Regions from separate parts of the Mus musculus genome. Here region 2 is linked to region 1. A link is a contact called in ENCODE Hi-C or POLR2A ChIA-PET data. All regions are on one chromosome and are shown on one strand. Each heading gives the region's core, a stretch centred on a gene start or an enhancer-like site at or near the end of the contact. The rest is flanking DNA. Distances are from core to core; before and after follow the strand shown. Region 1 holds the start of Tango2 (transport and golgi organization 2). Region 2 holds the start of Ufd1 (ubiquitin recognition factor in ER-associated degradation 1).

Region 1 (6,404 bases), core at 3,590-6,089:
ACTGTACCTATGTATAATAATAAATAAATCTTTTAAAAAAATAAAAAGATAAAGGTGTGTACTACCCTATCTGGGCCTAAGATCTAGTGGGCTTTCAGATCCATTCAAGATCTTCATGCCAAGATCCAGGTCAGAAACTTGTGTCTTCCAGCCTCATGATCTGGATCACATGTGAGCCCTCCAATTCTGGACGGTAGCTCATTCCAGATATAGACAACTTGACAACCAGGAATAACCATTACAGACTAGATATAAGCAAGACCTGTCCATGGTGTCAGAAGGCAGACAGAACCATCTGGTCTCAGGGACAGTGTTGTGACAAGAAGAAGCAGATGCCTGGGCGACAGCAGTGGCTTTTGTCTCTGCCTGTGAATGGACTGGCTTCCTAATAGAATCCATCAAGTATGATGCTGAAAACCTGTGTGCCTGCCGTTGGCATGTTTCAAGACAAAGAAAGCTGCCTACTTCCAAAGAGCCCTAGAAGAAAACTCAGAAACCTTGCTCTCCCCATACTGATATATGCAGCAGAAACCAAGAGAGAATGAGCCGATGTCATGGCACAGAACACAGAGGCACAGGGCAGAGCACAAGTGGACTGTCTTATTTACCTGAGCACCGTGCAACATAACCCAGGACCTTGAAAAAAAGCAAGCAGGGTATGTGAACAGAAAGGTGGCAATGTGGGGCACACACAAAGGAACAGGAGTGATGTTTTTCTGACTTCCCAGCTGGAGAGCTAACAATTTGAGACAGTCTATCAGGGGTGTCTGGATCAAGGCTTTGGGCAGAGGCTTTGGGGCTCATGCAATCAGCTGACAACTTCAATGACAAGGAGTAAAAATATCAGTCTGAAAAAGATGGTCAGTGGCCAGGTCCTGCAGCCAAGTCACTGCTGGCTGTAGTAGCTCCTGGGGGTGAAGCTGTTCTTTTGGGCAGGACAAGACAGGAAGAAACTTCCGATGTGATGGGCTGTGATCTGGGCTCCAGGGAGTGCCAGCAGAAGAGGTAAACACATATGGAACACAGTGTCACCATTCCTGAGACCTTGGCTGAGAAATCCCCAGGCAACCAATCAGCTGCAGCACCCTCCTCTCCTCCCATCTTGGCAGCCAGAGCTCTGTAAGCCTATGCTGCTCAATCCAGCTGTTCCACAGCAGTTCACCATGACAAATTGTCTCCTGTGATACCTTCTCCTCAGATCTCCCCAATGCTCTGAAGACATTAATTCAACCTCACACCAGGGTGTCATTCACAGTTCAAAGGAATAGCACAAACCAAACATACTATGGGCTTGACAGAAAGCTTGATACAGGGCTGGCAAGCATTTCAGTTTTCTCTTGGTAGGAAGCCCAGCCTGTCCCTTGCCCCCACAATAGCGACAGGCCTGGCCCTCAGGTGGCTTCTATCACCTCATTTTGTATTAAATAATAAATACATAAAATAGGATATTCTGTTTAGTTTGTTTGTTTGTTTTTTGAAACAGGAGCCCTGGCTGATCTAGAACCAGACAAAATATGGCATTTCTTTTTTAAAAAAAAGGGGACGGGGTGGGCTAGAGAGATGGCTCAGTGGATAAGACTGCTCTTTCAGAGGTCCTGAGTTCAATTCCCAGCAACCACATGGTGGTTCACAACCATCCGTAATGGGATCTGATGCCCTCTTCCGGTGTGTCTGAAGACAGCTACAGTATACTCATATACATAAAATAAATATATCTTTAAAATAATTTATTTATGCATCTGATAGTTAGCTTACATGCATGCCTATGTGTACCATATGCATTCCTGGTGCCTGCAAAGGTCAAAGAGGATGTCAGGTTTCCTGGAAGGCGCTATCTGGTTGCTAGGAGCCAAACCCAGAACCTGTGCAAGAACAAGTGGCACTCGGGAGGCAGAGGCAGGCGGATTTCTGAGTTTGAGGCCAGCCTGGTCTACAAAGTGAGTTCCAGGACAGCCAGGACTATACAGAGAAACCCTGTCTTGAAATAAACAAACAAACAAGAACAAGTGCTTTTAACTATAGAGCCATCTCTAGCTCACAGCTTCTCCAGAGAGGATAGAGGCAAGCACTAAGACACCTTGCCAGTAGACACAAGTGTCAGCAGTATACCATGGGAGTAGTTGCTGGGACATGGAGGCATTTTTTTTTTTAAGTTTGTATACATGACTTTTGAAATCTCAAAGGGGAGCTGGGTGTAGCATGCACACCTGTGATCCTCCAACCTAGGAGGCAGAGACAGGAGGATGGCCAATTCAATGTCAGCCTAGGTGACATAGCAAGACACACACACACAGACACACACACACACAGACACACACACACACAGAATATTAAAGTTGACAGCACCCTGGAGGCCAAGAAATAAGACAGCCAGGAGCTCAAGGCCAGCCTGGGCAACATAGCAAGTTCTAGTCTCATCAAGACTATATTGCCTCAAAGAACAAACAATGAATAGTTGAGGTAAGAGGTGAAAATGGTACAGATTATCTCAAAAAATCAAGTTGGCTTGAGGTGATCTTGTTGTCAGGAGCCCTTTACCAAGCAGGCCCTGTGGTCTGAGTCAACACACGCCAGACTCACAGTTACTACTGTTGTAAGCTGACTGACACATCACCAAAGGACGAACTCTGGCTCTTCCCCACCTAGTGTCAACAACAAACTTGGCTCTGTTTCTAGAACTCCTCCAAGCCTTCCTGTCCTGTTCTTTGTACAGGTGATCGGTCACCCACATCCAGGGAAGGGCTAAGGGGTACCATATATGAGAGCAAGTAGGTGATCAGACTGCATCTAGCTGAGGCAGGGTGGAGACACAGGCCAATGACGTGAAGAGAAGCAAGGGCAGGACCTCCTCCTGGACCAGGGTTAATGCGTTTGCCAGCAAAAAGCAAGTGGCCCAGCACAGTCAGTGCTACGGGTGCCGACGCTTACCAGGATTTTCATATACAGATATTTTTACATTTGTTTGTTTGTTTGTTTGTTTTGAGACAAGTTCTCACTGTGTGGCCCTGACTAAGCTCACAGAGTTCTGCCTGCTTCTGCATCCCAAGTGCTGGGATTAAAGGTGTGAGCCTCCATGCCTGGCCTCATTTACAGGTATTTTATGTTAAGATAACAATACACTTAAGGCCTGAAAAAAATGCATATGATCTTGGGTATGGCCTTATCTCTCTTCCCAGACACAGTTAGAGAACCTCAAACAAAACTGTTGACAGTAAGATATCCTACCTTCCTCTATTCCCAGGGCTGAACTTTTGACTTTGAACCTAGTTAGGAGCCATGAATAAGACAGGACTTTTAAACCTCACTCAATGAGATGCATCAGAGAAGCGGAGAAGCTCCGAGCCCAAGCTCTGAAGTATGTTTTACTTTTTTCTTTTGGGCACCTCTTTTGTGCCTAATCTTCATACTTAAGCCTCTATTTAAATATCTTTAACACAATCTCCAACTCTGCTTCCTAAACTGGCTAGCCTGGAATTCTTTTCATCATCAAAGCCTGGTGTGATCTGAGACTAGGTCCTTAAAACTAGGGGAAATTCTCAGGCTGCTGACTTGACAGCTGGGAGCTGGGCCCCTCTGCCATGTGTCCCCCAAACACTTAAAGTAAAATAAAGACACAAAAGTAAAATGAAAATGTGGGATTGGGGACCATGTGGGGGAACCTGAAGAGATGTGAGCACCACAGCATCTCACATCCCAGCAGCAACACTAGGAATCTGGAGGAGGGGCAGAGGCTCTGTTCTATCTGGGAACAGTCACCCTCTCCAGCAGACCACATGACCCAGGAGGTCTCAGGGAAAGGGGAAGAAGCACGGGCCTGGAAGCCAATCACCCTGGCTTGCAGCAGCCTTGGAAACACATGCCTCCTTGGCTAGAGTTTACTTCACTATGTACAAGGTTGGACTAATGAAACTACCTTAAAAAATTGTCTAGAGGACATGTCTCTCACCTGTCCCTTATAGCTGTCACATCTACCCCATAGAAGATGGCTGAGCTTAGTAGTGGCAAAACGGTAGTCAGCAGGCCCAGACAGCAGACAGGTCTGCTGAGCAAGGCATTTGCAAGGGCATAGGGTGCACTCTAAAGACATGACTTATCGGGCAGAAGGAAACATAGGAAAGATGCTGAGGGTACATGGATGGATCTCAACATCAGGGCCTCCTTGTCCACTGTCCAAGAGGCAAACAAGCAAAACCTCAGCTGCCAATGAGCCTAGAGTGGGGCCAGACCTGGCCTGGATGCAGCCTACACGCAATGTCCTCCCGTTCTGAGCAAGGGTTCACTACGCCAGCCCAGTAAAGCCCATATCAGGCATAAGAATGACCCAGCACTTGCTGTCTACTCTGACATTCTGTGAAGCCCAAGGCCCCATCGGAGGTTTCAGAGTGAGAGGGGCGACATGACTAGGCTCCAGAGTAATTCTTGACACTGGAGACTGCAGCCCTTCACCCTGCAACAACCATGCAGCTCTCTGTCCCGCCAATCTAGCCTCTTACACAGCAAGTCTGCCCCTGCTGCCGAGACCCTTCCCCGCACCCAATCCTGACAGGGATAAATAGAAACATCTTCCAGTACCGTGAGGGTTTTGCTTTCAATTATCAGAGACAGTCTGGTCTGGTCTGTCAGACTAGAGTCCCGAACCAGCAGGCCGTTTAGTTTCCATTTAATGCCTTGGAAAGGGAAAACTGAATTATGACGAGAAGGGGCGGACCGCCTCGTCCTCGACCAACCTGATCCAGACCGCGTTCCAGGAGCCCGGCGCCCGACCTTGGGTCAGCCCCGCCAGGAGCGCAGCCCGCTAGCCCCAGCCACCCGCTGCACACTCACCGCCTCCGCCGCCGCCGACTTCCGGGTGCCGCACCCGCGGGCTTTAGCCTCCAGCCCAGAACCCGCCCGGCCCGCCTCCAGAGCGCTCGCTATTGGGCGCAGCAGCGAAGGGCGGAGCATCGAACCCAGAACCGCGGCCTTGTTGGCCGTATGTGCTGTCGCTTAGAGATATAGCGCTCCGCCCCCGCAGCTGCACCAAGACTGGAGATGCACCAAGGCTGGCGATGCACCAAGGCTGGAGCTGTGTGGGCATCTGGTCCTTTCATGCAGCCACAGCTCCTCAGCCTGTGGGTTATCTCTGTGAGACCCTGCACCCCGCCCGGTTCAGGCGCTGGACCCACCTCCACCCCCTTTAGACAAAGTCCTGGTCTTTATCTCTAGACCATATCATCTGTCCCAGATAGCCCTCCCCTCCCTTTGTCGCCTCCAAGTCTTACTAGACTGCCTGTATCCTTGGCCTCTGACTTCTCATCTATTGTATTCCCTGCACTAAAAAACAACACAGAACACGGACTTCTGCTCCACCGTGCCTTCCATAGTCCTTAAGAAGTCACAGAGGCTGTTCTGTGAGTCCAGACCCCCAAGGATGAGGAATTTACCATGCTTGAGCTATGTTTGGACAATGACTGGGACATTTAGAACAGGGCCAGGACAATCACTGGGGGCTTCCTGTACCTGTTAATATCAGGTTGTGTAAGGGGCTTGAGCATCCATCGCTAAGGTGGAGGGAGCATCAGAGGTCCTCCCCAAAGTGAGTACTCAGTACAAGGATCACAACCACATTAAAGACAATGATACTGTACTACAGACTCTCAACCCAGTTGACTTGATACCCAGTTCTCATTCACTCCACTTGAGAGATGTAAATATAATTGCTCAGAGCAGTTAAGCTATTCACTTGAAGTAAAATAAAGGGCTAGCAAGATAGCTGCCTGGGTATAGATGCTCGCTGTCAAACCTGGCCACCTGTGTTCCATCCTTGGGATCCACATGGTGGAAGGAGAGATCTGTGTCCTTTATGTTGTTCTCTGATCACCACATGTGCATTGTGGTATATACTCACAAAATAAAATGTAATTGATTTAAAAAAAAAATGCCGGGCTGGTGAGATGGCTCAGTTGGTAAGAGCACCCGACTGCTCTTCCAAAGGTCCGAAGTTCAAATCCCAGCAACTACATGGTGGCTCACAACCATCCGTAATGAGATCTGACTTCTGGAGTGTTTGAAGGCAGCTACAGTGTACTTACATATAATAAAAAAAAAATAAATAAATCTAAAAAAAAAAAAAAAAAAAAATGCCAAGTGGCATTAGCTGCCTGGACGATCTAGGTGCCATGGTCCCAAACTTCAATGCTGATGTTTTGCAGAAAACTGGAACTCAGAGAGGCGAAAGCAAGGCTGTAGCCAGACCCAGTCACAGCTCTGCCCTCTCTCACACAGCCTCACCAGCATTCCTCCTGAGAACTAAAGGAAATCATTTGCAAACATGACCAGACTCCGGAGACTATGACTCCTGGCCAGCAGGTGGCAGACCTAGCTAGGCACTTCCATTCTTCCTCCAGCTTAGCACAGTCACCCTG
Region 2 (6,118 bases), core at 2,864-5,363, 470 kb after region 1:
CTCACCACAGGGGTCTCACCAAGCAGAGCAGATGGCTGTGCTGTACCATACTCTTGAATATCCAGGACAGTAAGCTAAATATAACTTTTATCTATAAGGTACCCAGTCTCAGATATTTTCTTATAGCGACACAAAATGGATCAAGACAGATGTGAACCCTTAAGCCAATACACTTTTTGTCTTTAATAGCAATTCCTGACTGGTATCATATGAGGATCTCAGAATCTGAAGCCTTGTGGAAAGAGACCAGATCACAGAATGCTTAGACAGCTGGTCTGTGCTACATTTTGTACTTAATGCTTTGAGTTCAGAATAAGTATAGTTGAGCTATCTGAGGCTGAAACCTTCTGTCTGTCCACCCTCCAAATGATGCACATCCCACAAATGTATTGTGCGCGTGCCCATGAACTGGGTAAAAAGGAGCGTCCTGTACTGAAGATGCCCCCAGCTGCAGAAGTGGGAAGCACACTCTGCACAGATCTGTGCAATACTGTCACAGCCCAAAAAGGTACAGACTGACTAAAGGGAGAGCACACAGAAGGGCTGGGTACCTGAGTGTCATTGTACACATTCACAACGTTCACTGGCCTGTGGGTATCACACACAAAAAATATACTGTCTTCATCAGGCTGAAGGATATCCAACAGGTCCACGTTGGCTCCACAGTTTATGAGGATGAAATAGGAGAACTGAAAAACAGGACGAGGCACTGTAAAGGAGACACTGCACCTAGGAGGCCGCTCCTCCCCAGCACTGCCAGTCCCTGTGCTCCTCCATTGAGCACATTATGGCAAGGCCCAGGAGGAATGCTAAGTGGCTTGAAAACTGCTCACAGCTGGCTTGGTTACAGCCTTTCCATGATGACACTGTAAAATAGGTTCTGGGGCTCTTCTTGCTTCCTGAAGAGCACGCCGAGGCTCTGCAAACTCAAGACTTGTACACAAATAGCTAATGAAGAACAGGAGCAGGACTTCACACACACACATACCAGTCTCGCGGGCTGTTGCTCAATGCCAAAATGTTGCTGCAATGTCCCCTACAGCTTACCACATCACCAGCACTGTGTGGGTTAGGCTTGCAGTAAATCTTGGGCAGCCTCACGTGGCCTCCTCAATATTAGATCCTTTATCAAACAATCACTATAGGTAAAACCTTTCCTTAGTAACACCAAATTGCCTGCCTATGGGCTCACACCTGTAATACAACACTTTGAAGGCCAAGGAAGGAGGATTGTCCTCGGCTAGCAAATAAGATCTTGTCTCAAAATACTGGAGGTAAAAAACTCGACTGATATAAGTACTTCAAATTATAAATGAATCTCTTCCAAGTCATCCTAGAAGCAGCCAGGGACTCCAAATGCATTTTGACATGCCCTACCCATTCCCTATAGGGCCTTCAATAACCCATTCTCATCTGGTCCCAGGCAGAGGTAAGGAGTCTTGGTTCTACCGTTTAATTCCAAAGTGAAAACGTGTTTGATAACTGGAATGCATTTTCTAGAGATAACATAGAGCAGTAGTGTATCCTAATGAAATAAGTGAGGTTAGGACTGAACCCCCTCCCCAAGAGCAAGCATGAGCTGGATCTAGCCTGCTGCCCCCCACTCCCCCTGCACACATATGTAGCAAGTGCAGCTTCATCTTCACGTGGATCCCCAACAACTCAAGAGGGGGCTGCTCTGACTCTGTTGCCTTTATGTGGATTCCATTCCCCTAACTGGGCTGTTTTGTCTGGCCTCAGTGGGAGAGGTCCTGCAGTGACTTGATGAGCTGGGAGGGTGGGGGTGGGGGGGGTAACACCCTGTAAGGGGGGGTGGTTCTCCTTCTCAGAAAAGGGAATAGGAGGAGGTACTGTGGGGGGGGGTAACTAGGAGGAAGGAGGCTGATATGGGATACAAAATAAATAAATAAATGGAAACAACAAGTGAGGTCAGAGTAGGTGCTGCCCACAACTAAACTGTTTTTATTTTTGAGACAGGATCTTGTCGTGTAGCCCAGGCTGGCCTCAGTCTTGCTAGATGTAGTTCAAACCTACCTTAAATTGGTGGTTCCTTGGCAAATGTTGATTCCGCCACCATAACTTTAAGCCTAATAAAACTGATACTTCAAAAACACCCTTCTCCTACTTCAGAACTGGACAAATGCTAAGTATTAAGAACCTGCCACTGAGTAGAGTGGCCTAATTATTCTCCAATTCATTAGTTCATACCTGCTCTTTATGTTCAAGATATGCAGTTTCAAGTTCTTGCCACCCAGAAACCGGAACCAGCGTATACTGGACGTGGTCACACTGAAACAGGGCCTGGAGAGAGAGCATGTGGTCAGAAACCCTCATTAAAGATAACTTACCTGCAATCACCAGAAGCAGACTAGTTGAGTTGAGACAAAGATCTATGTGATATGCTGTTTGGTAAAAGGTCAATAGGAGAAGCTACGTGGCAAGGCTGTGAGCAAGAATTCAATCTGAATCTGTACAGTGTGCCAAAGTAAAACATTAAGAGAAAAAAAATACCCTAATTTTAATTACAGGGGTTCTGAAAAATTCCTAACCCCAGCACATTGTAAAAACCACACTATGAGCCGGGTGTGGTGGCGCACGCACGCCTTTAATCCCAGCACTCGGAAGGCAGAGGGAGATGGATTTGAGTTCGAGGCCAGCCTGGTCTATAAAGTGAGTTCCAGGACAGCCAGGGCTACACAGAGAAACCCTGTCTTGAAAAAACAAAAACAAAAAAACAAACCACACTATGGTCAGAGCCCAAACTAACAATCTTCTCTAATAGACTCGGGGCTCCTGTATTTCCTGCACTCCCTATTATACCACTCCCCACTGTCACATCTCCTCTCTCAAATTCCATCTTTGAGAGGTCATTTACAAATTCAAAGATTTCAGAAGTGAAACCATTTTCACTTGGGTTACTGTATAAAACACTACGTACTTGTCTCACTGTTTGCACTATACTTCTCTCTAGCTCCAGTATAGGTCAGAGAGGATATTTTGGGTTCCTCACCTCCTGCCTGCTCCTTCTGGTCCCTCCCCTTCTGTGACCTACCCCCTGCTGGGGCCAACCCTGATCTGTCACCTCTCCCTCCTGTCCTACCTTCCTAAGGTATTCAAAGCTCACCTGGAGGATCTTGCAAGCACACAAGGCATCCACGTCCGAGGCCACAAAGAGAAGGACCCTCTGTAGAAGCAAACGTGGACAGATGAGTTGAACACAGGGACGCTAAACTCTGTGGCAACTCTCTGACCTCCCGGCCCATCCACGGACACTCGCCCTCTTCTCCCCAGCCCCCAGATAAGGTTTGGATCAGGATCGTGGAATGGGAGTCACCTGGTTGTGGACCGTCTCGTAGAACTCCTTGCGGAAATCGGTCACGAACATAGCCACAGCGGCGGATACCTAGAACTGGCGCTGAGACACGGACAGCCCCGGAGGTCGTCAAGACTCCCGCCAAATCACAGCTCTTCTGATTGGTCCACGCCAGCAGCCAATAATTCTTAGCCTTTCCTCCTTTCTGATTGGTTCCTACTGGGGACAGCCAATAATGCTCTGCTATTCGCAGCTGGATAAGACCCGCCCGTCCCTCAAAAAATGAAACATCTTTCCTCAGGCTGCGAACCTTGTTGCCGGTGTTGACGCTAACGTCCAGTCACCCAAAACCACCTATGTTTGGCAGACATCTTTACTTCGGGAAGGAAGGTCTATTATCTGACCCTGGCATACTTAGAAAACAATATACTCTTAGACATAAAGTAAATTCAGTCACACATTATTTGAATGTGTTTCCAATAAGTTTCCAATACACGGTTCGTCGAATTAGAGTGAGCTATAGATTACTTCCGCCCGAATCCATGATGGCCGGGATCAACGCCGGAAACTCTAGCTGCATTCTGGGTATTGTAGTCCGTAAGGAGAACGGCTCCTATCAAGTTGTTTGGAAGAGAGTACTATCTAAACATTATAAACAGTCGCTATCCTGTGAAATCAATTATCAAGTGTTTTAATGTTTACTTTAAGTAATATTCAAACCTCAGGCCTTCCCATGACTTTCTGTTTTTCCGCCGCTGACTTCAGGCCTCCGTACCCCATCCCCTGCGGTGTTCCGTCACTTCCGGCGAGCCTCTCGCGGTTTCTGGGTTTCAGAGCAGTGGCCTGGACTGCAAAGAGGGAGCTGTGGGTTTTTATTGTAAGGTTCAGGAAAAGAAGCGGCATCACCAAACGCTGTCAGTCATGGTGAGTTGACCGGGGATCGCGAACCGGATGATGCCAGAGTTGCCCCTGGAGCTGGCAGGGAGGGCCTGGACCTGGTGGCGGAGGTGCCGAGTCACCCGGGCCTGCGTCGGGCCCCGACACTGTCCCGAGAGCTTCTGTCCCAAGTGGGACCCATAATTACGAGCCACCTCTTTTCTTCTTAGCTTGTCCGAGTCATGACTCGAATGCCTTTCGGCGGGACAGCAGCCCCGAGAGTAAAAAGGAACCTGCTACTTTATGTCGATAGTTCTCATAAGTGCTCGACACGCAACAAGTTTCCATGAACTCGGAGTTAACTGGAGATTTCTTGGGGGAGTGGCGCGAGGGAGGAGAAAACGAAGGACATTAAGCTCAGCCAAAGTTCCCTGACCTTTTATTTAGTAGAAATCATGTCTTAGGCTGTATGTCACGTTGTGTTCATCACGTTGTGATAACGACAATAGGTAATATGTAGTGCGCCTTTTTTCTATCAACGTATACTTATTTAATTCCTGCATTCCCCATGGAACATAGGTACGTAGTTATTATATTTACCGGTAGAACTAAAACTTAGAGAGGTGGTACTCAGGAAAGTGAGGCTCAGAGGTTGGAAGTCAAGTCCATCCGGCTGCAGTGATGTCTCATCACTCCTGTATATAGTGTTGACTCCGTGCCATTTGTTTGTTTGTTAAAAACAAGAAGTGATTATTAGATTTTTATCCTGAGTGTCACAGTAAGTCCCTGTCTAAGTTCATTTACATAACCAGCACTGAGTGTTTGATGTGTTAGGCATAAAAGCTTTAAAGGAAGTAACATGGATGATAGAAGCTCATGTTCATTGGTGGCTGAGTTGGAAGGATACCGTTCGGGTGTTGCATACTTCATGTACGTTGTTTATGTTCCAGAGAGAAGCAGTAGGTTAGATGGATGGCATAGGTGAAGATGCTTTGACGAGCACACACCCCCCACCCCCCAACCCCATGGCTCAAAAAAGGGCTTTGTGGGTTATGCACCTAAGACTGAGTCACACAGTTCTGGTACTTAAAGAAAAAGATAAAAGACTGAAGCACGCCTTTAATCCCAGCACTAGGGAAGCAGAGGCAGGCAGATTTCTGAGTTCAAGGCCAGCCTGGTCTACAAAGTGAGTTCCAGGACAGCCAGGACGATACAGAGAAACCCTGTCTCGAATAAACCAAAAAAAAAAAAAAAAAAGACTGAAAACTTGTGTACTAGTAACTGAAGAACAGTTTATTGGTGGGGGATGTTGGTGTGCACGTGGGCTTGAGAATAGAAGCCTTCGGGTGGGTATGTGAGCCCGTATGTGCATGTGAAGGTCAGCAGACTGTCTTGGATGTAGTTCTTCGTGTCTTGACTTTGCTGGCTGGTATGAGAAAATACTTGATATGCAGTGTGCAGGTCTGTTCTGTGCTGTGAGCACCAGGAGAAGCACTAACTCTGACCCCTGCCAAAGCAAGGGAGGCTTGCTGAAGAAGAAAAAGCATTGTTACTGAAAGCCAGGTGGAGGAATACATACATGGGCATCTGCTTTTCACCACCTGCAATGCTCTTTTGGGTTTCTTGCCCAGTTGACACTCAGACATGTAGGTCTTTAATGAGGGTCTCCTCCTGAACACTTGGTTAACATCCATTCTCGGGTGCTCTCTGTCCCGATACCTGTTTCTTGTCTTTAAAACTCCTAGACATAGGTATTTTATTGTTATCTTCCTTGTCTTTCATATCAAGTTCCCCAGGGCAGAGGTGATATCTGCCTGCAGTACCCAAACATTACTAAAGTGATATCCCCTAAAGTCCAGATTGGAGCCACACAAATGGTAGGCACTCAGGAAAAGAGGTGGCTTCTAAGTTAAGGATGGTGGGGAAAGG

Evidence for each region. A loop is a pair of places that touch in the nucleus more often than their neighbours do. ChIA-PET counts read pairs that join two places held with the same protein, here RNA polymerase II (POLR2A).
Region 2: a loop to region 1 is called in a map of left cerebral cortex, with 2.6 times the contacts of the local background. The contact joins the promoter of Ufd1 here to the promoter of Tango2 in region 1. A Hi-C loop is called at or near these places in 1 of 37 maps with a recorded cell type or tissue (left cerebral cortex). POLR2A ChIA-PET finds 5 or more read pairs at or near these places in 2 of 5 experiments (both embryonic stem cell).

Annotation. Positions count from the first base shown.
Region 1 is chr16:18,339,071-18,345,474 of GRCm38, forward strand. It overlaps Tango2 (transport and golgi organization 2), which reads right to left and starts at 4,840. Exons shown (of 9, transcript NM_001359109.1): 1 at 4,728-4,840.
Region 2 is chr16:18,808,181-18,814,298 of GRCm38, forward strand. Ufd1 (ubiquitin recognition factor in ER-associated degradation 1) reads left to right here and starts at 4,114. Exons shown (of 12, transcript NM_011672.4): 1 at 4,114-4,237. The coding sequence starts at 4,235. Cdc45 (cell division cycle 45) reads right to left here and starts at 3,792. Exons shown (of 19, transcript NM_001358206.1): 1 at 3,335-3,792; 2 at 3,125-3,184; 3 at 2,209-2,301; 4 at 552-689. The coding sequence starts at 3,385.